Regions from separate parts of the Mus musculus genome. Here region 1 is linked to region 2. Evidence: chromatin loops called from intact Hi-C (ENCODE). Cell type or tissue: gastrocnemius. All regions are shown on one strand. Links, peaks and the distances in the headings refer to the core of each region. The heading gives the core; the rest is flanking DNA. Region 1 overlaps Hormad2 (HORMA domain containing 2). Region 2 holds the start of Lif (leukemia inhibitory factor).

The links. Hi-C counts contacts between places; a loop is a spot of excess contacts. Peaks named below come from ENCODE experiments on the same cell type or tissue, not always from the same donor. Only the 100,000 strongest peaks of a DNase experiment are listed, where the experiment ranks them.
Region 1: it touches region 2 in a loop (6-fold over the local background); 39 of 42 quality-filtered maps call a loop at or near these places.

What each region holds. Positions count from the first base shown.
Region 1 is chr11:4,410,428-4,426,495 of GRCm38, reverse strand. Hormad2 (HORMA domain containing 2) reads left to right here. Exons shown (of 11, transcript NM_029458.1): 4 at 1,677-1,740; 5 at 2,189-2,225; 6 at 4,887-4,907; 7 at 5,766-5,792; 8 at 14,216-14,283. Among named protein-coding and RNA genes, the nearest start is that of Hormad2, 23 kb to the left of the region's middle. In gastrocnemius, for the core only: a CTCF peak has its summit at 4,377 (motif pointing right); no DNase peak of the experiment used is centred there.
Region 2 is chr11:4,251,549-4,267,616 of GRCm38, reverse strand. Lif (leukemia inhibitory factor) reads right to left here and starts at 10,049. Exons shown (of 4, transcript NM_008501.2): 1 at 9,929-10,049; 2 at 1,000-1,120. The coding sequence starts at 1,018. In gastrocnemius, for the core only: CTCF peaks have their summits at 6,337 (motif pointing right) and 8,696; DNase peaks (open chromatin) are centred at 6,821, 8,683, 8,845, 9,921 and 3 more places; H3K4me3 peaks cover 939 bases; H3K27ac peaks cover 1,378 bases.

The sequences.
Region 1 (16,068 bases), core at 3,936-11,935, 160 kb before region 2:
AAGATTTAGTGTGTTTTCAGGGAGCATATAGTTTGTTTCCCCTCCTGTTTGGAACATGGAGCTATAAAAGAAGGCATACTTTGGAAATTAAGCACTTTTTGTATTTCAGTTGCTACTGCTAACATTGAAAAACAAAACAAAACAACAAAACCCACAGCTCTTACTTCAAGAAATAAAAGAGATAGTTTATTCTAGGTTCAAATGTGAGTGACATGGGCCAGGGACATGGATGTAGGTTGCTGTAGGTGTTCCATCTAGTATGGAGGAAGTTTCATGAAGTTCTTACAGTAACAGAACAAAGAAAGACATAGGGTCAAAGAAAGTCATAGAAAGTTGGGGTACAGCCAAGTGGGGAAATCTCTGCTGTCAGTCTCGGGTGCTGTCTGCTGACATTTCCAGCTTTTGTGTTGGTGTAAGCTAGGGAGTCTGTTGGTACATTTCAAAAGGACTCACCTAATATCCATAAGGATGTTAGCTCACACACAGAGTTAGGCAATAGCTGGCTATGAGGAGACTAGAGATAGCCCAACATAATTTTTAGTTTAGCTCTGGACTTGGAACATCCCAACTTCCCACAACCACTGAAGCCTTAATCAGTTAGTCGGCCTCATGAAGTACGGCTTCTCTCCAGGAGTGCTGCCTCACACTGTCCTAGGCACGGAGGCAAAAGCATTGCTCAGAGTCCTAGTTTTTTTTCTTGCGACTGTTTTAGTAGATGCTAGTCTTCCTTAATGTATTTGTATTTAAAGTGACATGTCACAAAATGCTCAATGTTTGTATAACACTCTTTTTAACAATGTCTAAGTATTTTGTCAAAGTAGAATAACTTTCTATTCCTCAACAATGGTAAGAAGTGATGTTAATTTTAGCATAGGAAAACCATATGAAAAGATGGAGGACTCTAAGAGCTGGCGAGATGGCTCCACAGGCATAGACATACTTGCTGCCGAACCTAATGATCTGGGACCCATATAATGAGGAGAGATCCCAGTAAGTCATTTTCTTCTGACTTGTACACGCACATTGTGGCATACACCTTTCTACTGCACATACATGTACGCCAACCCATAAATTTATAAACACCTGATGATTTAAGATGCCTCTATTAACTCATACATGGGTCAGTGACTTTATACAGATTTCTTTATATACTATGTCTTTCTTCCTTCATATGGGGAAGTGGGAGATCTCACATGGAGATGTTTGAGAATAACTTACACATTTGTGTTTAATATTTTTTCATTAAGAGGGAAAATAATAAAGAATGAAATTAGGAATGTGTTTAACTTGTTAGTTGAGATGGTCTCAGTGACATCTTAGATTATTTAGAGAGAATGGGATAAGGAAAAGAGACCAGAGTGGGAGTCTGCTACACTGCTCCAGAACTAGGACTGAGGGAACTATCCACATAGGATTCATGTATAAAGTGGGTGTTTAAACATCAAAACGTGCCATGCAGTGGCGGTGTACACCTTTGATCCCAGCACTCAGGAGGCAGAGCCAGGTGGATCTCTGAGTTCAAGGTCAGCCTGGTCTACAGAGTGAGTTTATGGACAGCTAAGGCTACACAGAGAAACCCTGTCTTGAAAAACTAAATTTTACAAATAAAAAAATAAAGGAAATGCTTTATTTAGCATGAAGTTTTCAGTATAACAGTGATGTTTCTTTTTTTCTAGACCTCAGTTTAAAAATTCTCCGGGAAGACAAAAAGTGTCCGGGGTCATTACATATTATTAAATGGTAAGTAAATTCTGTAAAATTGCCCATCAAACTTTATTTTCTAAAATCTTTTCCTAAAAAGAGAATACTTTATTAGCCCTCTTTCCTGAAAATTGTAGCAATTATTCAGTATTATTTTAAACTATTGATTTCATTTTAGAAGAAAATAGACTTATATAAAGAAAAAAAAATCCTAACTGCGATTATTCACTATATACCTTTGTGTTTACTACCATTCTGTGCTGGGAAGAGAGAGAACACTTCTGTGCTTCAGAGCTGTGTGTTATTTATAATATTCTATAGATATATGGGAATGGCTTGGGGTTTTAAAAGGTGGTTAAACAGAACGGGCAGAATGATTGTTAATTTATATACTGCAAAATAGAAGTGCAAACTAATTACATACTTGGATTTATTTTTTTGGCTGTTCATATGGGCTAAAGTGACATTGGATATTATTTCTTGACAGGATTCAAGGTTGTTTTGATGCTTTGGAAAAGAGATACGTAAGAATTTTTGAAAATTTACCTCCAAATTAAAGACTCATCTTTACTCCTTAAAAAAGTTTAGACATTTTATTTTGTAGTGTTTAACAGTATAGCAGTGCTTGCTTTTTTATTTGTTAGTCGATTTTCTTTTATTTTGTCTGTGTCGCCTCACTGTTGTCTCCCTTACAACAAATAGAAACGAAAGCTTCGTTTTCCTTTTTATATACGCATATCTTTTTTAACCACAGAATTTCCTCTGAAGTCACTGGACAAGATCCACAGGATGTGGGTTAAGGAAGACAAGAATCTGGTAGTTAGCACGTTGAACATGTTCTAAATAGCGGTGACTCGGTTTGCAGATGGAAAAGAAGAAATAGTTAAATAATGAAGTTTTACTCTATTTTATTTTGTTAATTATAACTCCTGTGTATAACTTTGAACTTTTAAAAGACACAGCCCAGATTTTAAGTGCGTATGCTCTCTCATGCTTCAGTAGACACGAATGAAGAATGTGAAGAATGAAGGCTCAAGGTCTGGCTGAAGAGATGCGATGCACCTGAATGAAACCCCTGCTCCTATGCTTGCTCCATTCCCCCAAGTCTTCACTCGTCAGCTCCACGTTAAGCTGCAGTGAAGAGGCTTGCCATTGTGTCAGTAATGTAGTCACGGAGTCCCTCACTCCTTCCCACCTTGGGTGAACAGTTACTCACATTCATTCCATTTTGACCCAGGGGACAGAGGGATACAAAGATAAGACAGATCAGGGAAGGGCTTAGAGACATGGCAGGAGGTGAGTGTTGCTCATATGAGGGCTAATGATTGCTAGTTATCTACTGGTTCAGCTGTACCTGTTGCTAAATTATTGGTTGTCTGGGGTCTGGGTTGAGAAAGAGACATTGCAGGATGAATTTGGCTTCTCGGCAGCGCAGCGGGATGGATTAGCCTCGGAAGTACTGAACACCTAGGAACTTTTCATAAGTTCTTTATTGTTACACAAAAAAGGCACTTTTAGCAAGACAATTTCCGCATAGCAAAACCTCTTATCTGATGTAGGAGTTGTGTGAAGGCCGATTACCTAAGCAGTTCAGTCAGGAGATTTCCTGGTTCGCCAGGTATGTCTTGGGACTAAGTTATGCAAAAACTCTGAATCCTTCAGAAGGGCAGCTCCAGAGATCTCAGCTAACCTGATCAAGGCCGTCCACGCGTGACAAGACCCTCTTTCACTCCAGAGATCTCAGCTAACAGTCCTGATCAAGGCCATCCACGCGGTGACAAGACCCTGTTTCTTACAAAGAAGAAAGGAGTGGGGGAAGAGGAAGAGGAGGAAGAGGAATAAAAAAGCAGGTCACTGGTGACGCAAGCCTTTAAACTCAGCACTCAGGAAGTAGAGGCAGGTCTCTGTGAGTTTCAGGCCAGTGGGACCTACTGAGTGAGTTCCAGGACTACCAGGACTGTTATATAGAAACCCTGTCTCAAGAAAACCCAAAGAAACAAAGAGTAGTTCAAGTAAAACCAGGTTTCAAGTAGCAAGTGCCCTTGGAAGATGTCCTGTTGAAGAACATGGTCTTACTAGTTATGAAATTCTGGGTACTTCCCCTATTGCCCCTCTCATCTCTCACAATTCCTGCTCGTGAACCACACTACATTCTTTCAGAAACTGAACTCTGATCATGTTATCCTTTATGCCTAAAAATTTCCCAGGAATTTAAAAAAGTGTTCAAAGCTGTTTGCACGATCGAGCAGGCCTGAATGTCCCTATTGATTTTCTAAGACACCCTCCCTCACTCCCATGCTCAGGCTACACGAAGACTCTCTAGGATGCCAGTATCTTCCACATACTGTTCCTCTTGCTCAAAAAGGTCTGTCCAGACCCTATGCATGGCCTGCCTAGCTCCATCTTGTCCTGCCGCTAAAATTGTCCCTCATTTGAGGGTTCCCCTAACACTTTGTGTTGTTTCTTCACAGCAGACCCTGAGTATAACAGTGTGGCCATGTGATTTTCTTACTGTTAGTTCCCCTTTCTAGTCGGCATGCATCTTGAGATCAGCGGCTAGCCATATTCTTTCTTCTTTTAATGTGACAATAAACTATTAATAGTTTTACTGTGTGGTCATAAAAATCAGTTATAAAGAAGAAAAAAAAAATCAGTTATATGCTAAAATAGCCACAAGGTGGCACTAAAGTTTTAGTCAACTGCTACAGAATTATGGTCCTCACGTTTTATATTTAAGAATTTATCATAGTGTTGATTCTATTTATGTCTGTATATTCAATATTCTTTAAAGCTGAGAGAATGTCTTTGTAGTTTTGTGATGTATAGAGAAAGGCACGAGTTTGTGAGACACATCAGAGTTTCTAAGTTGTTTACCTTGCTTGGTAAATTTTAAAAGGAGTACTTATTAGGGATTCTTGTGGTACATTTAATTTTGAACAATAATGGATTGTTTTGCATATCTTTTGGTTCCCGAATTAGAAAATAAGAAACTTTTTTTTGATAATCCTTCTTTTGTCCCAGTAAAGCCAGTGTTTGTAATAGAAATTGTTTGAATGGGTGAATTAGTTCCTTTTTCTGACCTTCTGAATATTTTCTCTCTGAAGTAATATTTGAATTAGTCTTCATCAGAATTGTCAATACTATAGTACAAACATATAATAACAGAGTTTTCTTTTCTCTTGAAGCTACACATGGCAGTATTAACAGTAAGTACAAACTTAAAGGCCAAGTCTCTGTCTCTGCATGAACTTTTGGCAAGTACAGCATTAAACAGGCATCTTTCCCGCTTCCCCTCGTGAGATTTATGACATTTTAGCATTTCAAAATTGGATATATCAGAACTTAAGATATTATAAATGTTCAGTATATTTCTTTGACATATATATTATTATATGAGAGAACATATCATATGAGAGAATATATCATATTAATGCTTAGGATTTAAATATATTTTTAGATATGTAACAGATCCAAAGTCTTTTGTTTGAAAGTTTTGTGGACTTTTTTTTTGAAGTTTTATATACCCATAGGTATAAAATGATTGTAGAAAATTGAGATACCATTGATAAAACATATTAATTATTTAAATATTTATGACATAACAAGTTAAGAATTTATTTGTACAGCTGGGCAGTGGTGGCACACGCCTTTAATCCCAGCACTTGGGAGGCAGAGGCAGGCGGATTTCTGAGTTCGAGGCCAGCCTGGTCTACAGAGTGAGTTCCAGGACAGCCAGGGCTACACAGAGAAACCCTGTCTTGAAACAAACAAACAAACAAACAAACAAACAAACAAATGAATTTACTTGTAGTTCAGTCATATTAATCAAAAATACTATGCATCAGTTATAAACTTCCTTATATTTAGTGTTCATAGAAAGTTGTAAAGATTCCGAGTTTTTAGTAAAATACGAGCTCATCCTATATCTAGCTAGAAATATGCCTAGCTGGTGCTCGGGACTCAGTTAGCACAGTACAAATTAAACTCTTCACAAAGACAGTGCATTCAGTGAGCAGCAATTAGTAAGTCTGGAAATTAAGTGCTTTTTATTTTCCCTTAAACAGCTTTACACAAATCCCAAGGAACCTGAGGTAAGAGGGTAGTGTATGTATACTATATTTAAGTATATTTATCTGAAATGAGGCTATCAATTATGTTACTAGACTACCACATAAACAGAGCAATTTATCATGAACTTTATGTTTCATTATAAATGAAACAAGTCTTTTATTATGAAAATATTTTTAGAAACTAGATTTTTTTGTTTTTAGAAACACCCAAAAACCAAAAAAAAAGCAGTTTAGAACTGAGGCTATTGGGCCGGGCCGGCAGTGATGGCACTCGCCTTTAATCCTAGCACTTGGGAGGCAGAGGCAGGCGGATTTCTGAGTTCGAGGTCAGCCTGGTCTACAAAGTGAGTTCTAGACCAGCCAGGGCCACACAGAGAAACCCTGTCTCGAAGAAAAAAAAGAACTGAGGCTATTTTTTATAACATGTCAATATTAAGATTCTCCTAATCATAAATGTATAAAAGTAATTTATTAATATATATTGTAGAACTAATAAGCATTTACTATTGTATGATAATAATAAAATATCTAATTATTTGCTTATGATCTTCTGGAAAAGTAAAAGCTACAGCATTACTCTGAGCTCGTGAGCACTGAACGCCCTCTGTTGATGCTCTCATAGACGCTGAGAGCGTTCCATCTCACTCTCATCTTTACATTCCTGAGCTTGCTTAGTGACTCCTGGACCCTGCTGCTGTTCAGATCTTTTGTGAAATCCTCTTTGGCTCACTGTACTAACTTCTACTTTTTCTAAAGTCCTTTCTAAGCAGAGCCCTGTTTAACCCTCTGGGTTGATTCCTATATTTCCTAAGGAGATGAGGATTTGGAGTTCCTGGGAGAAGCGTGTTGTTTTCTAGCTTGTAGAGTGACTAGCATTGCCTAAATACGACATAGTTACCTGTGCCACTTCCATGGCCTTTCTGCCTGTGACACGAACACAGAGTGAGAAGCCCTTTGTTTTCTCACCCGGTTTTGTCTCTCTCCTAGCTTTCTCCTCTTTTTTTCCCCTTGGTTTGAATTTTTCTTCTCTAAGCCAGTGTATTTAGTCTAACTGGCGACATTCAAAACTAAATTGTTAAATCCTTAGTATTTTCTCTGTGCAAGATTGAAAATAACCATGCAGGTGAGGAGAATAACTACTACACACAAGTGTATAGCAATTCCTTAATGCCCAAACTGGTCTTAGGTCCTTTTTTCTGAATCTCTCTCCCCCTTAAGCTGTTTCTAGAACCCACTATGTAGCTGAGAATCCCCTTGAATTTCAGATCCCGCTGCCTTCACCAAATGCCCCAGTTGTGTATACACAGTATTGAGATTACAAGATAGCACCATGCCTGGTTTACTGAGTCCTGGGGCTGGAACCCAGTCTTTGTGCTCTACTACCAGCTATCCCGATCTTTTTCTTCTAGTAAGTTTCAATTTTTTTTTTTTTAAATTAGGACTGATTTGTTTTTCTCATTCTTATTATGTTTCCCTATGCACACACCTCTCCTAGTTTGAAATCTGGTTAGTTTTGGTGCATGATCTTTTATTTATTTGCAGATTTTTTAAAATAATAAACTTTATTTTAAAAAAGAAATCAGTAGTTTTAGAGGTAAAACTTGAGTTTACCTCAGGATAAATCTGACAATGAGAATAAAGTGACTAAATTAGTTTTGATGCTAACATATAGAATAATGTGGTTTTGGGGGCTGGAGAGATGGCTCAGTGGTTAAGAGCACTGAGTGCTCTTCCGAAGGTCCTGAGTTCAAATCCCAGCAACCATGTGGTGGCTCACATTCATCCATAATGAGATCTGACGCCCTCTTCTGGTGTATCTGAAGACAGCTACAGTGTACTTAGATATAATAATAAATCTTTTAAAAAAAGATACTGTGGTTTTGAAAAGAGAGCGTTTTGTATGATAAGTTTCAAGCTATCCATGACCCAACAAAAATATTTTGAACACTTACCATTTCTTCTCTGTGGAAGCAATCCCTAAGTGCTACGTTTTCATAGCACACATCTAATTACTAAAAAACGGTAGACTATTTGAGTCTTTTTAAAAAAACTCCAAACAAAGTCAGTGATTGTATTAGTACTTTCCTGCTGCTCTGATAAAATGCCATCGCCAAGAGCAACTTAGAGAAGCGTTTATTTTGGCTTACAGTTCCAGAGAGGAATTCCTCATGGCAAGGAGGCATAGCAAGCAGCAGGTAGGCAGCAGGGGCAGGAAACCGAGTACTCACATCTTCAACCACAAACCCAAAGCAGAGAGAGCAAACTGGAAGTGGAAATGAGGTTATAAACTACCAAAGTCCACCCTAGTGACAAACTTCTTCCAGTCAGGTTCCTCCTACAGGTTCCACAACATCCCCAAACAGTGCCACCAACGGGGGCCAAGCGTCCAAATGTTCTGAGGGACATTTCTCATCAGATCACATAGCAGTGATTATTACACTTTCACTACTATGCCAGTTCTCCACTGTTCATAGTGTAGAAAGGCATGCCCAAGGTCCCACTGTTTTATGGCTTGGCTGCTGCCTAACATCAAGTCACTGAGAAAACTGTGGGGCTCTCTGACCTCATTCTCGTAAATAACCAGGAGACAACCTTTTCAGATCAACCTAATCTCTGTCATTTATTGATCCTGTGCCAATAGCTTGAGTCATCTCTGAAAGGATAACCTTCCCTAAACAAAATGGCACAAAAAATAACAGTAAAATATTTACTAGGAATAAAAATAAACTTTCCACTTGGGACTAAAATTTGCAGCACTCCTGTGAAGAATATATCAAGCACAACAGTTGAACAGCTTAGATCCAAGAGTTTTTCCTAATTCCGAAGCGGACAGAATTAGGAGCCGTGCACACAACTGTAGCACATTTGCATTTATACTTTTGTTCTGACTGCTGTCGTGAAAGAGAGCCTGAAAACTAAAGCGATAAGACCGACAACGAGCTTTTCTGTAGGCACACACTGAAGTGTGGGGGCAAATCAAGCAAACACGTCTTAATTTGTGATAAACCGTTAAGAATTACAGTTAGGAGTTGGGGCAGTAGAGTCCCGCACACGCCTTTAATCCCAGCTCTCAGGAGGCAGAAGCAGGCGGATCTCTGAGTCTGAGGCTAGTTTGGTCTATAGAGCAAGTTCCAGGGCAGCCAGGGCTACATAGAAAAACTATGCCTTGCAAAACAAAACAAAAACATTACATATATGAGTTTTATGAGCAGTGCTACCATGTGTTTCATTGTCTAGTCTTTTGTGCCTATGAGAGGTGATCACACAATTTTAACTTCCTGTTTCACTGAACAATAGGTGATCCTAAAATATGTGTTTAGAGACTTTGTTTTTATTCATTTGTTTGTGTGTTTGTTTGTTTTTGGGTTTTTGAGACTAAAGTTTCTCTGTACAGCCTTGGTTGTTCTGTAGACCAGGCTGTCCTTGAACTCACAGAGATTTGCCTGCCTCTGTCTCCTGAGTATTGGGTTTAAACTTGACCTAGAGACTTTTTTTTTTTTTAAAGTTTGTCTATTAAAGACCAGGTGTGTGGCACATACCTATAGTTGCAGCACTCAGGAGAGGCAGGAGGATCATTACTTTCAGGTTAGCTGCACAGCACAGAAAAACTCTATGTCAAGAGTGAATCCTTGTAAGATGAAATTCTTCTTGAAGATGAACTCTGGGTGTTTTTGTTAGTTTTGTATTTAGCACTGTTTACCGACATAAAGGGGACAGACCAAGTCTCTGACCTCTAGAAGCTTATATTTGTATGAAGAAGAATAACCAATGAGTAAATAGAACTTAGTAAAAGTCATTTAAGGTCGTAATGCTATGAAGAAAGTATGAAAGGTGTTGTGCTGGTCAGAAGGAGGGCTGAGATGCCAGTTTTAGATTGACAAAGCCATAGGAAACATCCCTGGGGGCTAGACTGCTGTTGGAGCTGAGATGGAATAAGGGCAAGCCACAGTAATGACAGGTAGAACAGCACTGAGGGCAACACCAGGTTCTGGAGTCAGACCGCAGCTCTACCACGTCCTCTCTCCATCAATACTGACAACAATGATGCTACCTCAGAGTGTTGGTGGCATAATCCGGAATATAGACACACTGAGACCCCAAGTCAGGAAGTGTTTATCGGCAGAAAAGAGACCCCGGATCTGTCTCATAAGTGAAAAAGGGAAATGGCAGAAGAGCTAAGTGGAGGAGAGGTGAGGAGGCTTTAGCACAAGGACAGTGAGAGGCCGGGGAGCAGTGACACGCTTTGATTTGTACTCGGAACGTTTCTTTTTGTTGTAGTCCGAGGAATTGGACTCAGGCCTTGCCTAGATCCTCCCCGACCCTTGCCCCCCCTTTTTAAAAATAACATTATTGAGATGACTAGCTCAGTATGCTACTCAGGTTGGCCTTCAATTGTGATTTCCCTGCTTCAGCTTCCTCAGTAGCACTTCCTGAGTGGAAGCATATGTAATGTGTACCTGGCCTGGTTTGTATTCAAAAACTCGTGGCTAGAGGACAGAGAATAAAGATCACATGGATGTGTGACTCACTTTGGAGACAGACCTGAGAAGTCTTTTCAGTGACTTGGAATAGAGAGTGAGAAACAGTTTGAAGATGGTGAACTTATCAAGAATTAACACTTTAAAATATTCTTTATATCTGTATTCATCTGTGTCTACGTGACTGTATGTGCATCATGTATGTGCAGTGCCCTTAGAATCCAGAAGTGGGTGTCAGATCCCCTAGGACGAGTTCCAGGAAGTTTTAAGCCTCCCAACTCCTCTGTAGGAGTAAAAAGTGCTCTTAACCTAAGCCATCTATCCAGCCCTGGGATTAACATTTTTTAAAAACAGTTATATATCTCAACAGTAAAACCACTGGTTTAGGAAACAAATAATAAAAATATGACCAACTACTTAAAGATCTCTTTTATTTACAAAATGCGTTCCCATAGTATTAAGAGGCTAGAGTTGACTAGAAGCAAGGACAGGTGAGAAGAATAGGCATTGTTTGCTTGGCAGGACAATTATACTTAGCATTGGCTAAGAGAGGACACTATGTCTAGCAAATCTGGAGTGAACCTGTTGCTCTTAGGCACCTGCAGCCACCTCTGATCTGACCTATTTTTTCTATTGTATTCACAAAACAGTCCCCTGAAAATAGGTTGAGCAGTTAGTTATAAAGGCAATTCTCTTATAACACTAACTCATTATAATCAGTCTCCTTAGGTTTAGGCAGGTATGAGCTGATTTCCAGGACTTGATCACCCGTGGTTAAGTTGTATACTAAAGATCAGCAGAGCTTTGAGCTCAGATCTTAGAGATAAGTAACAGGAATGTGAAAACTATTTTTGATCATCCCCATTTCCACATTGTCAGATGAGTGAGGGTCATAGTCTGTGTTCTGATTTCAATTCATACTCTCTTTAGAACTTCAGCTCTGTCTGCAAACCCTAATTTATCTAGGTAAACAGTTATTTTTAAGCTAAAGCATTTTAAATTGTGTGTGTGCATGTGCACGTGCACGCTTGTACATGTGCAGTTGTGAGTGGCAAGTGTATGGAGATCAGAGAACAACTTGAGGAGTCAGTTATTCTTCTGCTCTGGGTTCCTGGGATAAAACTTGGGTTTTCAGGCTTACAGTGTAAGCACTTTTATCCTCTGAGCCATGTCATCTGCCTGAAAGGACTATTTGAGTTTGTTTTTAATGAGGAAATTTGTTCTCTATATTCCATCACATCCTTACCAATGATGAGAGCAGATAGCAGTAGTAGATTCTAGTGAAGGAAATAAAATTCAGTCCCCTAGTTCCTCCATTCCCTTACTTCTCTAAATCACCACAGAGGCTTTCTAGGTGTCCTCATGGCTTCCCTGAATGTGTCCTTCCTTCCCTTCTTTCCTTTCTTCCTTCTATCCTTCTTTCCTTCCTTTTTCTTTTTCTTTCTTTTTCCTTCTCCGTTTCCCTTCCCTTCCCTTCCCTTCCCTTCCCTTCCCTTCCCTTCCCTTCCCTTCCCTTCCCTTCCCTTCCTTCCTTTCTTTCTTCCTTTTTTTTTTGAGAGATTTCTCTGCTTAGCCCTGGCTGTCCTAGAACATACTGATCTGCCTTCCTTTGCTTCCCAAGTACTGAGATTAAAGGCACGAACCACCACACCTGCACACTTCCTGTCTGTCTTAGACACTGTTCCTTTGCTGTGAAGAGACACCATGACCAAGACAACTCTTACAAGAAAAAGCATTTAACTGGGACTTACTTATAGTTTTAGAGGTTTAGTCTATTATTATCATGGTGAAGAACATGTCAGCACACAGCAGACACTAGAGCAGTAGTTAATGACTACATCCTGATCTGTAGGCCATGATTAGATGGGGGAAGATAGACAGACAGACAGACACTGAGCCTGGTGTTACCAGTGATACACTTCCTCCAACAAGGCTGTACCTCCTAATCCTCCTAATCCTTTCAAATAGATCCACTCCCATCCTGATGACTAAGCATTCAAATATTTGAGCCTATCAGGGCCATTCTTATTCAAATCAAAACATTGTCTGTATTCTTTTTTATTTGTTTAGTAGTTGTTGTTTGTTCTATTTAAATTTTGTATGTATGTATGTGTGTGTATGTATGTTTTTAAGATTTATTTATTTATTTCATGTAGGTGAGTACACTGTTGGTGTCTCCAGACACACCAGAAGAGAGCATCGGATCCCCATTACAGATGGTTGTGAGCCACCATGTGGTTGCTGGGAATTGAACTCAGGACCTCTGGAAGAGCAGTCAGTGCTCTTAACCGCTGAGCCATCTCTCTAGCCCATTGTCTGTATTCTCAAGGTATACAGAGAGATCTTTAAAAACTGCAAACCACTGATCTGTTTAAACTTTCAGTAGACTTTGATGAACTTAGAATAAAATCCAAAATCCAGCAGGGCATGGTGGCACACACCTTTAATCCCAGCACTCGGGAGGCAGAGGCAGGCGGATTTCTGAGTTCCAGGCCAGCCTGATCTACAAAGTGAGCTCCAGGACAGCCAGGGCTATACAGAGAAACCCTGTCTCGGAAAACAAAAACAAAAATCCAAAATCCATACTATTGTCAACATAGTCTCAGCAACATCTCTCATTTCCATCTAGTTGGCTTCTTTTTGGATTCTGAGAAAACATCCCTTCACAATCCAGAGCTTTTGCATTACTGTTCTGCCTATCTGAGGCACTGTCCACAGGTCTGCATATGACTGACTCCCTTTTTAAAAAAAAAATCTATCTATCTATCTATCTATCTATCTATAACTCCAGATTTTATTTCCCGCCCTTGTCCACCCTCTAACTGTTCCATATCCCATACCTCGTCCCTGTCCCCCTGTCTTCACGAGGATGTCCCCACCCGACCAGACCTCTAAACTCCCTGGGGCCTCCAGTCTCTTGAGGGTTAGGTGCATCTTCTCTGACTGAACCCAGACCTGGCAGTCCTCTGCTGCATATATGTTGGGGGCTTCATATAAGCTGGTGTATGCTGCCTAGTTGGTAGTCCAGTTTGAGAGATCTCAGGGGTCCAGGTTAATTGAGACTGCTGGTTCTCCTACAGGGTTGCCCTCCTCTTCAGCTTCCTCCAGCTTTTCCCTAATTCAACCACAGGGCTCAGCAGCTTCTGTCCATTGATTGGGTGCAAATATCTGCATCTGATTCTTCAGCTGATTGTTGGGTCTTTTGGAGGGCAGTCATGATAGGTCTCTTTATGAGTGCTCCATAGCCTCAGTCATAGTGTCAGGCCTTGGGACCTCCCCTTGAGCTGGAGCCCACTTTGGGCCTGTTGCTGGACCTTCCTTTTCTTAGGCTCCTCTCCATTTCCATCCCTGTAGTTCTTTCAGATGGGAACAATTATGGGTGAGAGTTTTGACTGTGGGATGGCAACCCACCCCCTTCACTTGATGCCCTGACTTTCTGCTGGAGGAGGGCTCTACAAGTCAAAAAATATTATATCTTCAGGAAAAATTTCCTGATCCTTCTAAGTCTAATGAGCCCTTCTTTCTCTCCACTATGCACTTTCTGCCATACTATCTGTTTTATGTTGTCCGGGGCACCAGTTCTATCTGAAATTACCTTGTTTTCTTCGTTTACTAGCTAGCTTTGTAGATTCTATGGAAAAAAATCTTCTCTGCCTTGTTCACCACAATGACTCTGGTTTTTAGCTTAAAGTAGATAATTTGATAAAAGATTGATTACATGAATGAATGATTCCTCAACAGGTGATATCTAATGGAAACAGTTGCTACCTAACTTATTTTTAGCTGAGAGGAGAGAGATTACGTTATCATTATATCTGAAACCACTACTCCTTGATAAAGTAATTCTGCGAGACAAACATACAGAAGAAACATAGGAAATAGTCAACAAGATGTTCCTTTTATGAGGTAAAAATCTGGTTTTGTTTCAAAATTAACTTCTTTCTCTGCTCTCTTTGGTTTTTCTAGAAAGTGACTGAGATATACCAATTCAGATTCAAATACACAAAAAAAGGAACCACTATGGACTTTGACAGGTAGACTCTAATTGTTTAATGAACATGAGAAATGTATAGGAGTACAGTAAATATAAGCTTCTATGTGGCCAGTGGAAATCTTACATCTTTTTGTAATTTTCTCATAGCCCTATAAAACCTCGCTATCACAAATAGAAATTATAATAATTGTTTTAAGGTCTGAGGTCAAGAAATTTGGCTGGTGAAAGTAGAGGCAATGGTGGATGTCATTGCTCTTAAAATTATATTAATAAAGGGCTGGAGAGATAACTGTGGTTAGAAAGCACTCTTCCAGAGGACCTGAGTTCAATTTCAAAGTCAGGTGGCTTACAACTGTCTGTAACTCCAACTCCAGGTGAATCTCGCCTCTGAGGATACCTGCACCCATGCACAGACCCACATGCAGGCACACACCTACAGATAATTAAAAATAATTCTTGAAGGAACAGAAGATTTAATGTAAAAATATGTTAATAAGGCTGTCAACATGATGTTAGATAAAGAACCCATATGACTGTCTCTAGCTATTAATCCAGTAGCCCTGTTGGCGTGCAAAGATGTCAATTTATTCCATTTTCAATAGAGGAATACTGAGCCTGAGGGAAAAGAAATTACTGGATTATTTGCCTATATGCACAAATGCTGTCAGTTGCTTATCCATACATATACACATACCATTTTCTATGTGTCATATGAGAAAACTCATATACACTTATTTTCCTATAAGTCTTTTGTTGTTTTGTTTTTTGACACAGGGTTTCTTTATGTAGCCCTAGCTGTCCTGAAACTCACTCTAGACCAGGCTGGCCTCAAACACAGAATCTGCTTGTCTTTGTCTCCAAGTTCCCCACCTAAAGGTGTAGACTACCACCACCTGGCACCATCAAATCTTAAAATCCATATTTTTAGATATAGTAATGGGTCAAAGAGCAAAACCAAGGAAAACCCTAGTGCATATGGAGATGTTTGCTAGGGAACGTCATTCATCTCTCAGAAGCTTTGGCTTCAGATCAGCCAGTGGGTATAGTGAACCAAGGGCTGCAGATGAGACAGGATAGAAGTTGATGACACAGAGTCTCTAAAAAGACTGCTAATGAAAGTCTTCAAGGGGAGATAGCTACCCTGAAAGGAACAATTCTGAAGAGAAATTGACCATATGCCTTCTTTCCAATAAGTTCTTAAGTATTCTCTCATTTGTGAGACTTGCAGAAAGTACTCAGATATAAAAAGAAAAGTCAGTTCCAGGAAGGATATTTAAAATACTAGCCACAATTAATTAGTATTTATATGCCGTTTTACAGGCTGTATAGTACTTTGCCTTTTGTTTTGTTCTGTTTTTCAAGACAGGGTTTCTCTGTATAGCCCTGGCTGTCCTGGAACTCACTCTGTAGACCAGGCTGGCCTGGAACTCAGAAATCCGCCTGCCTCTGCCTCCCAAGTGCTGGGATTAAAGGTGTTCGCCACCACTGCCCAGCGGTACTTTGTCTTTAAGGCAGCATCTCATGTGGCTCAGGCTGACTTTGACTTAACATATAGGCAAGGTTGTGCTCTACCGTGCCGAGCTGTATATGACATACTTCATGCTTCCCCCTACCCCCACATAAACAGTTATCCTTACTCTCCAAAACTCCAATATACATATTCTGGACAACCAGATTAATCTTTTTGTTTGTTTTAGAGATACATATGCTGAAAGGTAAACAATAAAGCAAATGGGTAAAATTTCCAGATACTCTAAAGGTGAGAAGATAATATGCAGTATAAATTTCTAGAAAATTACTTAAATGAGGGTCCTTAATATGATCT
Region 2 (16,068 bases), core at 5,030-13,029:
TTCCACCTGTTTGTTCTGCAGGTGCCCACTCTCCAACCAAATCATCTTTCACCCCTGCTTGCTACAGCCCCCCCCCCGCCCAAAAAAATCCACATACTTTGGAATGAGAGGAAGTGGTGCAACCAGGAAAGAGGCCGGGGTGGGGAAAGGTCGCAGGCGGACACGCAAGAGGAAAGCGAAAGGTGTCAGGAGAGCCGGGAGCTGTCCGGGCCTGTCGAGGATCACCCCTCCCCCGGGGCGCCTGCCCGTCCTTCACTTTTAGCTTCACCGGCCCCCTCACCCCAGCTCCAGCCTTTCCAACACCAGGCTAAAGACACCAGAAGGTGATAGAGGCTGAAGTCATCTCTTAAGGGAGGCTGGAGACCTCCCACCTGAACTCCCCATACTGGGACTAAAAAGACCCTAGAACCTTAAGTTTACTCCCCTGGAGTCTTCTATTGATCTCAGCATCCCCAAACACTGTTAGGGCCCCGGAATAGCTGCGGGGGTACCCATACCTGCATCTCATCTCGCGCCAATCACAGCTTTCCAGGGACTAGCAGACGGAAGCCGCACCTGCGCCGGTCCTGGCCGGAGTTTGCAAGCTGCTCAGCCGCCTGCGCCCCTCCCAGGGAGCAGCCCGGGACGCAGTTGGAAAAGAGAAAGCGGAAAGAAAGAAAAAGAAAGAGGGAGGGTAAATCTAGGCGACAGCGGAGAAGTAAGAGCAGCACAGGAGAGCAGTGGGGCGAGGAGAGAAGGCGGTGGAGCAAGGCTACGCCGGCCAGGTCCCTCACCGCCAACCTGCTGGCCCCGGCGGGCTGGGCGCGCGGTGCCCGGACCATGTGCGGCGCTCGCTCCCGGCCGCCACCCAGCGCCTCCGGCGGGCCCGGACTGCGCGGGCGCCCCAAGTGTCCGAGTGGCGCGGCGGGCGGGTGTCCCGCGGGTGCTCGCCCAGCGCCCCAGGCTGCCGGCGCGCCCGCAGCCGGGACTCTTAAATCGGCGCCCGGCGCATGGATTTACCTGCGGCCAAGACCTTCATTATGGGCTGGACTCCAGAGGGCCTTGGAGGAGACCTTAGATGCAGGCCGTTTTCAGAAGTTCATGCTCAAATGGGGAATTTGCCTGATTTATATACTGGAGCCTGTGTTGTAAGACAGAGAGAAACAGCTATATTTAGCCGGGATCCCCAGTCCAGGAAGTTGTTTGAGGTGCATCATAGGAAATTATGAATGGAAGAAAGTGAGAGTGAAGGGGGAGGGGGGAAGAGTGAGGGGGGAGGGTGGGGAGGGCAGACTTTTTCCTTCTTCTAAGAATTTGATTGATAAAATTATAATGAAGTCTTCAACAACAACAAAAAACCGCCCTGTGGTTTTCCTAAGTGGTTTGCTCTGGGCGTTTTTTGCAGATGGGTCTGGTGGGGAAAGGGTCTCAGGGGGATTCAGAGGGGTCCTCAGCCTGTGCCCCCCTTCAGACGTTCCAGTTTCAACTGGGTTTGGGAGGGTGGCAACAGACTGGAGGTTACCTTTGTGTCCCCTGGTGGTGGTGGGGCTTTGCGGGGCAGCAAAAGGAGTCAGGCTGGGGTTCCACTGAGAAGCAGTTTCTCAGAAGGGGGGCCGGGGCCCTTTTGAACTTTAGACAGCCATAAAGTGAAGCAGAATGTGGACGCTGGGAGTCACCTTAGGGGTGGCCTTTCTCCAGCCTGTCCATTGCCAATGGGTAAAGAGAAGACACAAAGGGGCTTGCTGCCAGTGTGCCAGAGGGTCTTGCCCACCCCCAGCCATCAGCATGCCCCCTCTATGGAGGACTGGTAAGAGTATGAGGTTGTATCGTCTATCTGGGAACTATCTGGGCAAGAACTCAGCCTTACTACGTTGAAGGGACCCCTAAAGCAATGATCAGGGAGGCTGGGCAAAATGGGGCTCCTGCTTCCTCTGGGTGCCTAGGAATGGCTGACACTCTTTGGAAGCCCCTAGTGCTTGGCCTCAGAGTACAAAGGTGACTCCTAACAGGTGCTTCTTACAGGTCTACGGCAGGATCCCGAGGCAGGTCCTTGCTGGTAGGTTAGAGACTCTCTGAGGGACAGTGGGGAAGAAGACAGGCTGAAATAAGACCAGGGTCTCCCCACTAACTATGAAGCAGTACAGAGAAGCATTCGGCGAGAGAGCACTGACCAAACACACCTACCTAGGGCCATGCTATCCCGAGCCATTGGGTCCTTCTAGACCTGGAGGTGTCATTGCGCTGGGGGACCCTATCCCAACCTTTCCATCTGACCTAACCCCAGATCCAAGTGGGACAATTAGGGTTACCAAAGCGTTGCCTGGCTTCTCCAGCCCCTTCGCTCACCCCCATGTCCCTAGCTCCTGCCCTGAGCCATATTCAGGATCTACTCAGGTGTTCTTATCCTAGCAGGGTGCCTTGTGTCTGTTCTCCTTGCCCCGCCCCCACACATACACCCCGCCCCCTCCAGATTCTTGTTTCTTGTGGTCTTTTGGCAGAGCCTCGAATAGTGGAGTGATGAAGCCACCAGGTTGGCACCCTTTCTTTCTCCCTGCATCCTGACACACCTTGTCTCTTCATTGGTGACCCTGTCTGGGGTTCACCATTCCTGTACACATAGGTTAGCATGTGACTCCACACCCCACACATCCCAGCGCCACCGCACCAGAACTACTCAGAGCACACCAGGTCTGAATCGGCCCTCATCCACCATCACGTCTTCCGAACAGCTGCTGTCTGACTCTGCCTGGTGTCCTTACATGGGCCCCAATTCTATCAGCCCAGAAAGCCATCATGGTCCTCTCTATCCACCTCCTGCCCCCAAGGCTAAACACCTCATTGCGTGTTCCAGTCACGGAGGACCTCATCCCTAACGGCCCCACTCCTGTGCCTGGCTCTCCTCTACATCCCTCCAGAGCACTTCCAGGCCTTGCACTGCTCTCTGGATCACTAGACCCCCACATGGGTCCACTCAACAGTCATTTCATCTCGGCTCCACCCTGCAGGAAACAGGAGGTGGGAACAGGTTCCAGAAGACACTGATAAGAGGACCTTTTGAGTTCAGTGAACTAGTTGACTCATTTGTGCCTCAGTTTCCCCTCTCACAGTACCTGACTTAGTCCATGCTCCCCCAGTGCTCTGGGCCCCTTGGTGCACCAGGCCCTGCCTCCTGCTCCAGTCCATGTCTGAGCACCACCTGTGACAGGCCTCTGAGGAGGCACCAGGAAAGGTCTCCAAGCAGAGCTGAGCCTCTGTCTTCAAGCCGCCTGCAACGTGGCTGGCGTGAGCTGGGGGTTTGCATCCGTCCCTCCCTCTCTGTGCCGCTGTATGTGTGTTTCCCTCTGCTCCCTCACAGAAGACATCCTCCCTTCTTGGCTGCCTGTTCCCAGGGTTGTGACCCTGGGCCCCGCCCTGGAGTGGCAGCCCCAGCCCAGCCTCTTCCAGCTGTGACTTCATCTGCAGCCTGTCCAGCTCCTGCACACTGGGCCTGCTAGGGGTTTGACAGGCTTCAGGATGAGGGGGACAGCCCGTTTCCACCCAGGGAATCCCTCAGCAGGGATAGGGGCTGCCATGCCAGGCCCAGGTGCAGTATCCAGTGCTTCTCTCCAGGAAGTGAGATTGTAGACTGGTCTGGAAACCTAAGCTAGCCTGGGCCTTCCCAAAGCCCTTGAGAGTCCTCTCTTCTGTCCACTTTGACACATAGGGCCAGTCAGCCTTGCCTTTCCCATTAGCTTTCACTCAACAGTCACAACTCTCTCCCAGGACCTCATAGCCACTTGCTTTTCACTTATGGAGGTTAAGGGGGTGGCAGGTAAAGATCTATACACAAAGAGTTAACGGCAGAGCTTCTGGCTTGCAAGATCCAGTGACCCCTCTAGGAGGCAATGGCTTTCAGAAGGAAGAACCCCTCAGCCCCCTGCAGCCTGACCCATTCACTCAGCCTTGGTGTTCATTCTTGTTTCAAGTAGGCACAGATTGCTTGGGCTCTGGGGGCTTGGAAAGGGGTCTGTTCCAGACAGTGATGGTCAGGAGGGACCACTCTGCAGATCCCGTCTATTTTTAAGCATTTTACACCTTGAAAGTGGTCTGGGCAAAGGTAGGAGGAGCTCTGGTGGTTTGAAGCATGTGTGGACTTTGACCTCATTTAGAAGCAGGCTGGAGATTTGGCTCAGTGAGGTACATGCTCTGTGGCTTTTGGGAAGTGGACCCTTCACACACACACACACACACACACACACACACACACACACACACACACACACACACAGGGCAGACACCCCCAATCAGGGCTTGAGATGAAGAAAGCTGCTGGTTGGACCTTACCAGCCAGGAGCTGATTCACCCCCAGACCCCATCTGAAAAGCTCAGCTCAAAGGAATTTGAATCACCAGCTTCCCCCTGCAGAGCCCCCGGGGGTAGGGGGTGGGGGGAAACGCGGGGGTGGGGGCTAGCCCCTTGCCTGCTTGCTGGGCTGTCTCTTTCCTGGGCCCTGGGGCTCTCAGACTCAGGAGAGAGGACAGCAGAGCAGTGACTGCTTGCAAGGTTTGGGGAGGTGGCCTGCCAGCCAGGCATCCTGTGTGGGCAGTGGTTACTCAGCAGGTAAGGAAGCAGCTCTCTGGGCACTGGGAATTCCCCAAGACCAATGACCCAGATGCTGAGCTGCTCCACAGGCAGGCCAGCCCCCCCCCCCCCCCCCCCCCCCCCGTTCTCCCTGCGTCCTCCCCTGAACGATCTCAGTTCTTCAAAACACAGAGCCTCAGCTGGGCTTTGGCGATCTCACCTGAAATTGCTGAAAGGTGAGCACAAAACTGTGCTCTGAGAGGAAACTGGGGGCTGGAGGATGCTTCTCAAGGCCCTAGCTGGTGACAGGTGTCAAAGGAAATAGGAGAAACCTGAGACTGTCCCTGGCATGGACTAGGCAGTCGATAACGTGCCCCAAAAGGCAGAGGCGGCTCCATTGTCAGCCTTGAGAAATGAGGGTGTCCTTAGAGTTGCAGCCCTGACTCTGAGGCACTGTGGCGCTGATACCCTTAAGTTAATACTTAAGGGTTGTTACTTGTGGAACACTGGATGAACTGGGTAGCCGAACACTGCCTGTGTGGCCCTGGTTGATGGCTCCTCTCTAAGCCTCAGTTTCCCCTCTGAAAACAATTCAGGGTAGATGCTCAGTCAACTCTGGCCAACGGGGAATAGGGAGTTTGGACCAGGCCTGGAGAGACTCAGCATACTTTGCTGGTTAGGGCTGGCCTGGCTTCTGAGTCTCTCAGTCCTTGGGGGTGGACATGGACCCTGGTAGTGGTCAGCCTTGGAGAATATCAGCAAGCCGTCCTGTGTCAGTCCTGTCTCAGACCGAGCACTGCCATGGAATCTGCAGCTTCTTACCCTCCCCCCACCAGATCTCTGGCAGGCACCAATGGCACCCGCTCAGAGCCAAAGAAGAGCCTCAAGTAGTCTGGCCAACAGCCAACAGCCCCAGCATCACCCCGACACTTCCTGACTAGTTCTGCGTCAGGAATCAAGCCCCTAGAGGTGAATCAGAGTGTCTGCATCCCCTCCCCCTCTTCAGTTCTAGAAACAGCAAAGGAAATAGCAGCCCACAGAGCTGACCCTCAGTAGGGCCAGAGGCCAGGGTGTGGCATGGTAGGTGGCCAGTCCCACCCTAACACTACCCTCCGGTCCTTTTTCTGTAAGTTAGGTTGCTCTCCCCCAGGTCAGGAGTTTGTGTACATGTTGAATAAGCATTCATACTTTGGCCCTATTCTCCTGAATGTCCAGGTCACAGAGATGGAGAACAATGCTCTCACGCCGGCCTCTAGCACCTCACGAGTCACAGGTACAAGTTACAAGGAGCTAGTAGCACCTTCAAAGAAAAATGGGATGACAAAATACATCAACATTGCCAGGGCGAGCATGGCCCCCTGAAGCACTCTTCCCAGTTGTCCACAGATAGCCACAGGAACGAAGGCCTGGCCCACACGGTCTATGTGACTTGCCCAAGGCCTGTCAGCAGTCAGCAGCACAGGGTGCCTGACTTCAACTGTGGCTTCCACTAAAGCCAGCTCAGGAATGGGCCAGAGGTGCATTATGGGCCCAGGTATGGGCAGGCCAGAGGCATGGTGTGGGGGTGGAAGCCTGGCATCAGGCCTAGCAGTGACGAAGTCCCTTGCAGAGCCCGGCTTCTCCAGAACCACTTCCTCCCCCAGCCTTAGACCCTCAGGGCTCCCTGCCTTGCCTAGGTGAGGCTGGGGACAGTCACAACTACGGAGCCTTTGCTCATAGGCATCAGGGGCCCTTCATACACACCACAGGAGGAAGTGGCTGGGCTCCTTCAGGGTGGCCTAGGCCAGGGGCCCAGCTGCGTCCAGAAGAGGGCGCTCTACAGAATCCCTGAGAATGAGGAGCTTCCCGGAGCCTGTGTCTGTGTCTCAGGGAGCTTTTGTGCTTGTGCGGTGTCAGTGTTGAGTCTGCGTTCATCAGTGTCTGGCCCTGGTGTGTGTGTGTGTGTGTGTGTGTGTGTGTGTGTGTGTGTGTGTGTGTGTATGCACTTGATTAGAGTGTTTGTGTGTGCACGAGGCTAAAACAGAGCTGGGCTTTGCAAGTCCTCCCCTCACCCCAAGTGTGTGAGCATGCATGCATACACACATGAATGCATGTGTGTGTCCATGCCTGTGTGAGCCTGTGTGGGTCTGGGTGGTAGCCAGGCATGACCCTGTGCATGAATATGCATGTGTCCTTGTGTCTCTGCCTTTCGATGTCTGGCCCCCGTCCCTGGGAACCTTAGGGCAGCCTCGTGTCATGGGGGCCACCAGCAACTGGTTCCCTCCCCGCCCTGCCCCTCCCACCCCGGCCACCCTGGATTTTTGGCTCAGGGACAACGCTGATGTCAGAGCTCGAGCTGTCAGCTTCCTTTCCCCACTGGGTTTTCCAAAAGAGAGCGAGAGACTGTAGCACGGCTGCTATTAAATAATCACGGGTGTGTAAGGTGGGGGTGGGGCACCCGTTGGTTTCCTGAACTTGGAGGCAATAAACAGAACAGGAAGCAACAGTGGGCAGACACACAGGAAGTTGGAAGCTGGCCACAGAGGTAGGGCCTGGCCTCATCTCTGTCCCCCCTTCTAGTTAAACTCACAAGGGCCACTTAACCGGACTAAGAGGTGACACTGGGGAGGTGGCCCGAGCCCTGACTACAAACCTCAGTGCCAGGAAGACTTGAAAAAAGGTCCCCCCACCCGCCAAGGATGTTAGGAAGGGGAGACATGAGGGAGATGAGAGAGAAGAATGAAGGGTTCCATAGTGAGGTGAGGGTGGGAGAAAGACTCGTCAGAGTGAAGTGTCTACTTCCTGGGAAAGAAAAGAATAAGCTTTCGGCTGTGGGGACAGAAGCAGGTGGAGCTGCCCGGACAGTGGGCCATAGCCAGGACTGGCTATCCTGTCAGGAAGCACAGGGTCAATCAACTCTTGTCTCATACTAGTCCCAAAACCTGGGGTCTCTGCAAATCTCGAAGACCCTTCCAGGGCTCAAGATTGGCATGCCAGTCTCAGGGACACCCCCCCCCCAATCCACTCCAGAAAATCATACAGAGTGCTCAGAAGACCCCCTAAGGCCTCCAGCCCACTCCCATTTCTCCTTTGTCACACTTGGAAACTGAAGCTCAGGAGTTGAATTGTCCAGGGTCACCGAAGATGCAAAACCCCGCGTTCCCACCCTAGCCCGCCCTCTCTGAAGTAAGGCCAGGGACATCTAACGGGTAGTTGGGACAGCTAGGAGATGCTCAGGGCAGCAAGATCTGTCAGGAGCTCTGGGGCCAGTCATCCCAGGGGAGCAACCCTCGCTGCCTAAGTGCTCCAGGTAGCCAGTGCTTATCAGCCACAGGGCTCCGTGACAAAATCCACTCTGATCTCCTGCCCAGCTAACCTCACCCCACCTGACCCCTGGATCCTGCTTCTGTTCCCTGCCTTTCCAGGTGAGACCTGTGCCCAACCCTCATGTCACCCCTCAGCTGTGGCATCTCCTCTGCGAAGACTTGGACCTGCAGGCTGAGAGGGAAGACTATCTTAGAGGGAAGATGGTTCTCTGTAACAGTCATCTTAGCACCCCCCACCACCACACAGAGTCCTTGCCTGTCTTTCCAAGCAGGGTGCGACTCTGTTAGCTGGAACAGAGGGGCCGTGGACCCTGGAGTCTGTCAGACCTTAGACTCAGATTTAGTTGTCATTTACAAGGTGCGCCACCTCAGGCAGGTGGCGTCATCATTTAAACCTCAGCTACGACGTGTGCAAAATTGATAACAGGATCGTCAATCTTAAGTTGGCAAAGCCACAAGATACACCTTTATTATAGACATCTTTATCTGGTACAGCTGCAAAGGTGAGACCCAGAGAAAGCATGCCACTTTGCCAAAGCCACACAACAAGTCAGTGGGCCATCCTTGATAATATATGCCCTGGTGCTTGTCCTGGGTTCCAAGACTTCCAAACTAGTTTGCTTGTGAAGATTCCAGAGAGGACTCGCTCCCTGAGATCCTACTGCCTTGATTAGATCCAGTCATTGACGCCGGGGGTGTGGATGGGCTCCCTCTATAACCTTGAAACCTGAACTTAGGGTTCTTTGCCCTGTAAACGCTTAGCAGCTCCAAGCCCTGGTCAGCAGCGCCACCTGCTGCCCAGAATCAGCAAGTACAGTCGGCTCGCCAGCTCGCCTGTTCAGTCCGTACCAGTAGGTGGGTGGGGCTGGATAACTGGATTTGAGGAAGTGAGTGGGTGTCTGGGGTGCAGGATGGGGGTGGGCAGAGGCCATTCACCAACACAAGGGAAGAAGGCTCCTCTTGGGGGCTTCCAGAGCTTTGTCCTAATATCTGCAAGGTGTAGCCCAAAAGACTGGCCACAAGGAGGTGCCAGAACCACATTCAGTGGTCAATGGGGCACAGCCTTGCCATGGCTCTGGGGGAGGGGGCAGTGGCCTTTTCCTGGTCCTGCTACCTGCTCCCACCTTGTCCTGACAGTTCTTCCAGGTGGGGATCAGACTGTCAACTTCGCAGGGGGCCACGGTGACCCAGAGAAGGAAAATGAACTGCCCAAATTCACACAGCAAGAGGCAAGAATCAAAGCAAACTAAACCACTTGGTTGTACAGACTAGTCCCAGGCTCCCCTTACTGTCCTGTCCCGGCATGGCATGACATGGACAGGATCCTGGGAACAATGTCCCCTCCTTTTGTCAGCCCCCTAGCAGGTTTGGAGGAACACTGACAAATTAGAGGTAAGAGCCTCTTGGAATTTTGGATGCCAAGCACCCAACGCAGGGGGCTCTTGCACAGACTTGGTTTTTGTTTTTCTCTCTTTGTCACTGTCCTGGAGCTCGGATGCGGGGGGGACGAAGACCGGCCAAGCTCCGATCTGGCCCAAGGTCAAAGGCAGAGGAGTAATGACCTTGGCTGATCAAGTTCCCCAGAGCACCCATGATGGTCCCCGTGGACTGCTGCAGCCCATTTTGAATGGACAGGGACGGCCCTCCACTGCTCCATCTACCGGAGGGTAAATGAGGCCTCTGCAAGCTCAGAACTCTAGAAAAAGAAAAGGGATTTGAGTCCCCTGGGGATGCAGAAATCATGACTGCCTTTAGAATCAGGCTGACCCTACCACGATGGCACAATGCAAGCCTGGAATCCATGTGCTCTCTCCACTGCCCTTTACCCATCCTGTGAACTTTAACCCACGGGACACTTCCACAGCTGGTCTCTCCAGCTTTGCTTGGCCATCCTCCAAGAGAGACTTCCAAGCCTGACTTACAATGCATCCATTACAGACAGGGAGAGCGAATGCTGGAGGGTTGTGTGGGCCAGCAGGTGCCCCTGATCCACAGGGGAGCAACTGATGGACCATCTACCCTCCTGGGGATAAGTGTGGGGTGCAGCAGTGCCCCTCCGCCCTGCCCCCTCAAGGGAATCCTACCGTGGTCTCGCAGCCCTCCACAGTCTGCACAGTTGTCCAGTCTTCAGGGTGACACCATCGTTGTTGGGCCCCTCTGCTTCCCTCTCCTCCTGAGGCTCCTCTGGCGTTGGCTCCTCACCCTGCCCCCCACCTGACTTCCGTCTGAAGTTGGTGGCCTGAGGCTCCCCCCACTTCCACCCCACCCCCAAGCTGAGGACCAGAGAGGTAGAGCACCCACACCACAGATGGAGCCTGACACGGTGGTGGGAAAGGTGTTGTTAGAAGGAGAAGCAGGGCTGGGTGTGGGGAGGGGGCGTCCCTGTACTTGATGCCCCTGGGCTGCGTGGCAAAGCCACTATGGCCTGAGTCACAGCTGACTGGGCCGCGCCTAGCCTGTCTGGGTGACCCAAGCCAGCATAAGGCAATGACTGGGCAGCTCTCCTCATGACCAGCTGGGGTCAACCTTAGGTGTTTTGACTCAGACCTGCCACAGGCTGTGTGCACAGCTACCATCCTCTGTCTCTGTCCCAAGAGCCACAGGCCTATAGCTGCCCCTGTCCCAGCCCCCACCTCATAACCCGGGGAGCTACCTGGCCCTTCTGATCTGCAATCAGCCCCAGGCTTCAGGGCCCCACCTGCTGTGGGACCTTCGTCCCTCCCTGGACAAGCCCTGCCCTTGGGAATACTCCGGGAAGCAAGGAACTTTGTTGCCTGTGCTGCTGAGGGCCTCTTGATTCTCTGTGGACTGTGACCTTTTTCTTGGTGCTACAAGGAGTTCTGTAGACTGCCTGGGCAGGCTTGCCATGGACGGCCAGAAGATGGTTGGGGACAGGGACTAAGAGAGGAGAGATACAGAAAAGAAAAAAGAAAAAAAAGCAATCAAGAAGGGATTAAGGAAGGGACTGAGAGAAGGAGAGAGGGAGGAAGGGAGGAAGGGAGGGAGGGAGGGAAGGGAAAGGGGGGAGGAGAGTAAAGTATAAAGAGAGGGAGAGAAGGAGGGACTGTTGACAGTTTTCAAACCTGCCTAGAGCAATATTAGTCCTACACTTTTCCCAGGAAACCCTGTTTTAGGGAAGTGGGCTCCAACAACACACAGTGCAGAGGCAAAACTGAGGCTTGGCCTATGAGTAAGATAAGGGCAGAGGTCACAATCTTTTCACCTGTAAGGTCTTCGTCTCTCACTGAAGAGAAAAATAATCACGCTAAAGTTGGGATGAAGGGGTGGAGTGCAGAAATGTCTTGGTGAACAGTACTCCCCTTTAACCTCTGTAGGGCCCAGGACACCAGGACCAGGTGAAACACTGCACACATAAAGTCATTTTAAAACTGGGGCTGGGCGGTGGCGCACACCTTTAATCCCAGCACTCAGGAAGCAGAGGCAGGTAGGTGGATCTCTGTGTTCAAGGCCAGCCTGGTCTACAGAGTGAGTTCCAGGACAGCCAGAGGAGAAACTCTGTCTCAGAAAACAGTAATAACAACAACAACAACCTGGGACAGCGGTTAGCAGATGGCTCTGTGGGTAAAGTGCTTGATATGCAAGCCTAACCCCCTGAGCTTGAATCTCTACATGGCAGCAGCCTCTGACCCCCAGGACTGGGAGGCAGAGACTGAGAGATCTCAGATGCATGCTGGCCAAGCAGCCTGGGCAAATGTCAGTGTCTAGATTCAATGAGATACTGTGTCCAGAAAAATAAGGTGGATGCGGCTGGGGAGATGGCGCAGTGGTTAAGATATTTGCTGCTCCTGTAGAGGATCCAGGTTCAGTCCCAGTACCCACAAGCTGACTTACAGTTCCAAAGGATGCCACATCCTCTTCCAACCTTTGGGGGCATCAGTTGCACAGATAGACACGCAGAGAAAACACAATATGCATAAGATAAATACATCTAAAGAAGAAATGATGAGTTGGAGGGACTGGAGAGAGGGCTCGGTGGTTGAAGTACGGGAGCACTTTGACAGACGATTCAAATTTGTTTCCCAAAATTTATGTCAGGTGACTCACAACTGCCTGTGACCCCCGCTCCAGAGGCCTCTACAGGCACCCATACTCACACGCACATATACACATAATTTTAAAATAAACATAAAATCATTTTTTAAATGCAGGGTTTAATTTAATGCAGGGTTTAAATGCACTGCTGTCCTGGAACTCGCTCTGTAGACCAGGCTGGCCTCAAACTCACAGAGATCCTCCTGCCTCTGCCTCCCAAGTGCTGGGGTTAATGGTGGTACCAAATAAGTCTTTCTTCTTTTTTAAAGGAATTATTATTTAATAAATGTTTGTGAGTACACTGTTGCTATCTTCAGACACACCAGAAGAGAGCATCAGATCCCATTACAAATGGTTGTGAGCCACTATGAGGTTGCTGGGAATTGAACTCAGGACCTCTGAGGAGCAGTCAATGCTCTTAACCACTGAGCCATCTCTCCAGCCCCATAAATCCTTTAAAAAAATTAAAATTAAAAATAAAAATAAATTAAAAAAAAACAAAAACAAAAAAAGCCCTCTGATGTCCACACGTGACCTATTCAGGTAAATACCACATTTATGTGCAGTGCACACACAAGTTTTGTTTTTGTTTTGTTTTTTTTGTTTTTTGTTTTTTTTGGTGTTTTTGAGACAGGGTTTCTCTGTGTAGTCCTGGCTGTCCTGGAACTCACTTTGTAGACCAGGCTGGCCTTTAACTCAGAAATCCACCTGCCTCTGCCTCCCGAGTGCTGGGATTAAAGGCGTGTGCCACCAAGCCCGGCTTTTGTTTTTTTTTTTAATGAGTCTGAGAAAGCCAATGTGGTGGCACACCACTGTCATCTAGGAGGGTTGTAAGTTCAAGACCAGCCTAGACTCTACACTGTGAGATCCCCTATGCAACAAACAGAAGCAAATTACAGAAACCCTGAGGTGTCGCTCTGTGGAAGGGCTCTTGTGTACATGTTCAAGGCCCATGATTCTGTTCCCAGCACCAAAACAAAGTCAGCTGGAACAGTGAAGTCCACAGAGGCCCCAGGAAGCCCCAGGTCCTCGTGTGGCTTCTGTTGTGTCCAGGCTGTGAGTGTCCAGTCTGTGGGCTCCTTGGAGCATAAAGTGCATCTGCCAGACCCTCCTCTGACCATCGGGCCTCTTACCCGAGGGAACGTTAACATTTTTATTCATTTATTTATTTTTAACTTTGTGTATATGGTGCCTGGGTCCCACAGGGGCAACAGATCCCCTACATCTGAAGTTTCAAGCAGTTGTAAGCCACCATTTCAGTCCTAGGATCCAAACCTTAGTCCTCTACAAGAGCAGCCACTGCTGTCAACAGAAGAGCCATCTCTCCAGGCTCAGCTTTTGTGTGATAGATATCAATGACTAGGTCTGTGACTGTCATACACCCCCCCAAACCTCTTAGCACCCCCTCCAAAGAACTCCAGAAACCTCAGCTTCAAACTGGCTGGGGTTCTCTGTATTCCTGGCCTTGGGACTTGCTCCCTGGAGTACAGCGAGTGCTCTGTCCCTTCTCAGGACAGTGGAGAGTACACCAGTGTATTTGTGTAAGCCACCTTATAGGGGCTCATCTTCCACTGGGGCTCAGAAGCAATTGCTTAGAGCCCTGTCTCTGAGACTTGCATGGCGGGTCGTCTTGAATGTCATTACACATGTGCCCAGGACCTGTGCAGACTCTACATATTGCATTCTGGGGGTGCCAGAAACAGGGAAGCCCCACAGCCCTTCCCTTGAGTCCAAGGAGATGGGGGTACCTGAGCTGCAGGAGAGCAAGGGGTAGGGAGTGGGGGAGGGCTCAGAGAGGCAGCTGCAGGGTAGGGGTGTGCTGGGCCTTAGAGGGGCCCAGGCTGCAGGGTAGGAGTGTGCTGGGCCTGAGAGGGAGGCAGGCTGCAGGGTAGGGGTGTGCTGGGCCTTAGAGGGGCCCAGGCTGCAGGGTAGGGGTGTGGGGGGTGTGCTGGGCCTGAGGGGGGGCAGGCTGCAGGGTAGGGGTGTGCTGGGCCTGAGGGGAGGCAGGCTGCAGGGTAGGGGTGTGCTGGGCCGGAGGGGGGGGGCAGGCTGCAGGGTAGGTTGTGCTGGGCCTGAGGGGAGGCAGGCTACAGGGTAGGGGTGTGCTGGGCCTGAGAGGGAGGCAGGCTGCAGGGTAGGGTGTGCTGGGCCTGAGGGGAGGCAGGCTGCAGGGTAGGGGTGTGCTGGGCCTGAGGAGGGCAGGCTGCAGGGTAGGGGTGTGCTGGGCCTGAGAGGGAGGCAGGCTGCAGGGTAGGGTGTGCTGGGCCTGAGGGGAGGCAGGCTGCAGGGTAGGGTGTGCTGAGCCTGAGGGGAGGCAGGCTGCAGGGTAGGGGTGTGCTGGGCCTGAAGGGGGGCAGGCTGCAGGGTAGGAGTGTGCTGGGCCTGAGGGGAGGCAGGCTGCAGGGTAGGGGTGTGCTGGGCCTGAGGGGAGGCAGGCTGCAGGGTAGAGGTGTGCTGAGCCTGAGAGGGAGGCAGGCTGCAGGGTAGGGGTGTGCTGGGCCTGAAGGGGAGGCAGGCTGCAGGGTAGGAGTGTGCTGGGCCTGAGAGGTAGCCCAACTACAGGGCAGGGATTCTGTGGTGGTTTGAATGAGAATGGCCCCCAAGGGCTAATATATTTTCATGCTTAGTCACCCACCAGGGAGTGAAATTGTTTTGAGAAGGATTGGGAGGTGTGGCCTCGTTGGAAGAGACACATCAGTGGGGTTGGGCTTTGAGGTTTCAAAAGCCAATGCCAGATCTAGTCTCTCTCTCTCTCTCTCTCTCTCTCTCTCTCTCTCTCTCTCTCTCATGCCTGTGGATCAGGATATGACGCTCTCAGCTACTGTTCCTGCACCAGTAGACTAACCCTCCCCTCTAAAACTGTAAGCAGGCAACCCCCCCCCCCCCCCAGTTAAATGCTTTCTTTGTAATACTTGCCTTGGTCATGTTGTTTCATCACAGCCATAGAGCAGTGTATTAGTCAGGGTTTTCTAGAGTCACAGAACATATGGGTAGTCTCTATATAGTAAGGGAATTTGTTGATGACTTATAGTCTATAGTCCAACTCCCCAACAATGGTCAGCAGCAGCTGTGAATGGAAGACCAAGGATCGAGCAGTTGCTCAGTCCCGCAAGGCAAGCAGGCAAAGAAGAGAGAGCAAATCTTCCTTCTTCCAGTGTCCTTACGTAGGTCTCCAGCAGAAGGTGTGGCCCAGATTAAAGGTGTGAGCCACCACGCCTGGACCTGGGACTTGCTTTCTCCCAGATGACCTTGAACTCAGAGGTCTCCCTGTCTTAATCTTCTGGGATTCATAGCCACTACACCTCAAGATCTCCATGCTGAGATCCAGGTCAGAAACTTGTATCTCCCAGCCTCCACATTGGGATCACTTCCAGTTCTGGAGTGTAGTTCATTCCAGATTTAGTCAAGTTGACAACGAGGAATAGCCACTACAGTGCAGTGACTAACACGTAAGCGTGGGACCTGAGAAGAGGCCCAGCTTTAGATCCGGGAAGTGCTGGACCTTGACAAGTCTAGAATGGAGGCTCCTGGCTAGAAGGCAGGGAGGAGCTGTGGATGTTTTGTGAGAGGGAAGAGATGTGCCAAGGCCGAGGTGTCTGAACTGTGTGGCAGGAGCAGGTGTCTGGCTGGGGCAGGGAAACCGAGGCTGAGCATCGAGTGAGAGGAAGGTGAAGCATCAGGGTGTGGAGTAGGAACACTGAATAATGGAAGAAGAGTGAAGGGGTGCGCTGGAATTCTGTGGGAGGGGTGTAAACAACACAGACTGTGGACAGGGCTGGCAGAGAGGCTGGCAAGCTAGGATCTACAACGCCTCCACATCTCCTGGAGTTGGGGAGGAACAACAGCCAACCTTGGGAGACATCAGCTTGACGCGTGCACGTGACTCAATGAATGACAGATAGATCTTTGTTGACTTAGGTGATGCACCTGAGACTCCTGCACAGAGCCAGGAGCATCCTCAGCTACTTCCCAGGATGACTGCTGCTCCAGGCCAAAAGCAAATCAGGAAGCCCTCCCCGATAGGGGTGCAGAACTCAGCCAGGGTGGGGCAGCCATAGGCCTCCCTGCCCTTCCTCTGCAGACCAACCTCTGCCCTCTCTGTGGGTAACCTCAGCGCCTGCCTCAGACCCAGCTCCCCTTCTGCTTCAGGAAACTGGGGGTGCCACCTCCC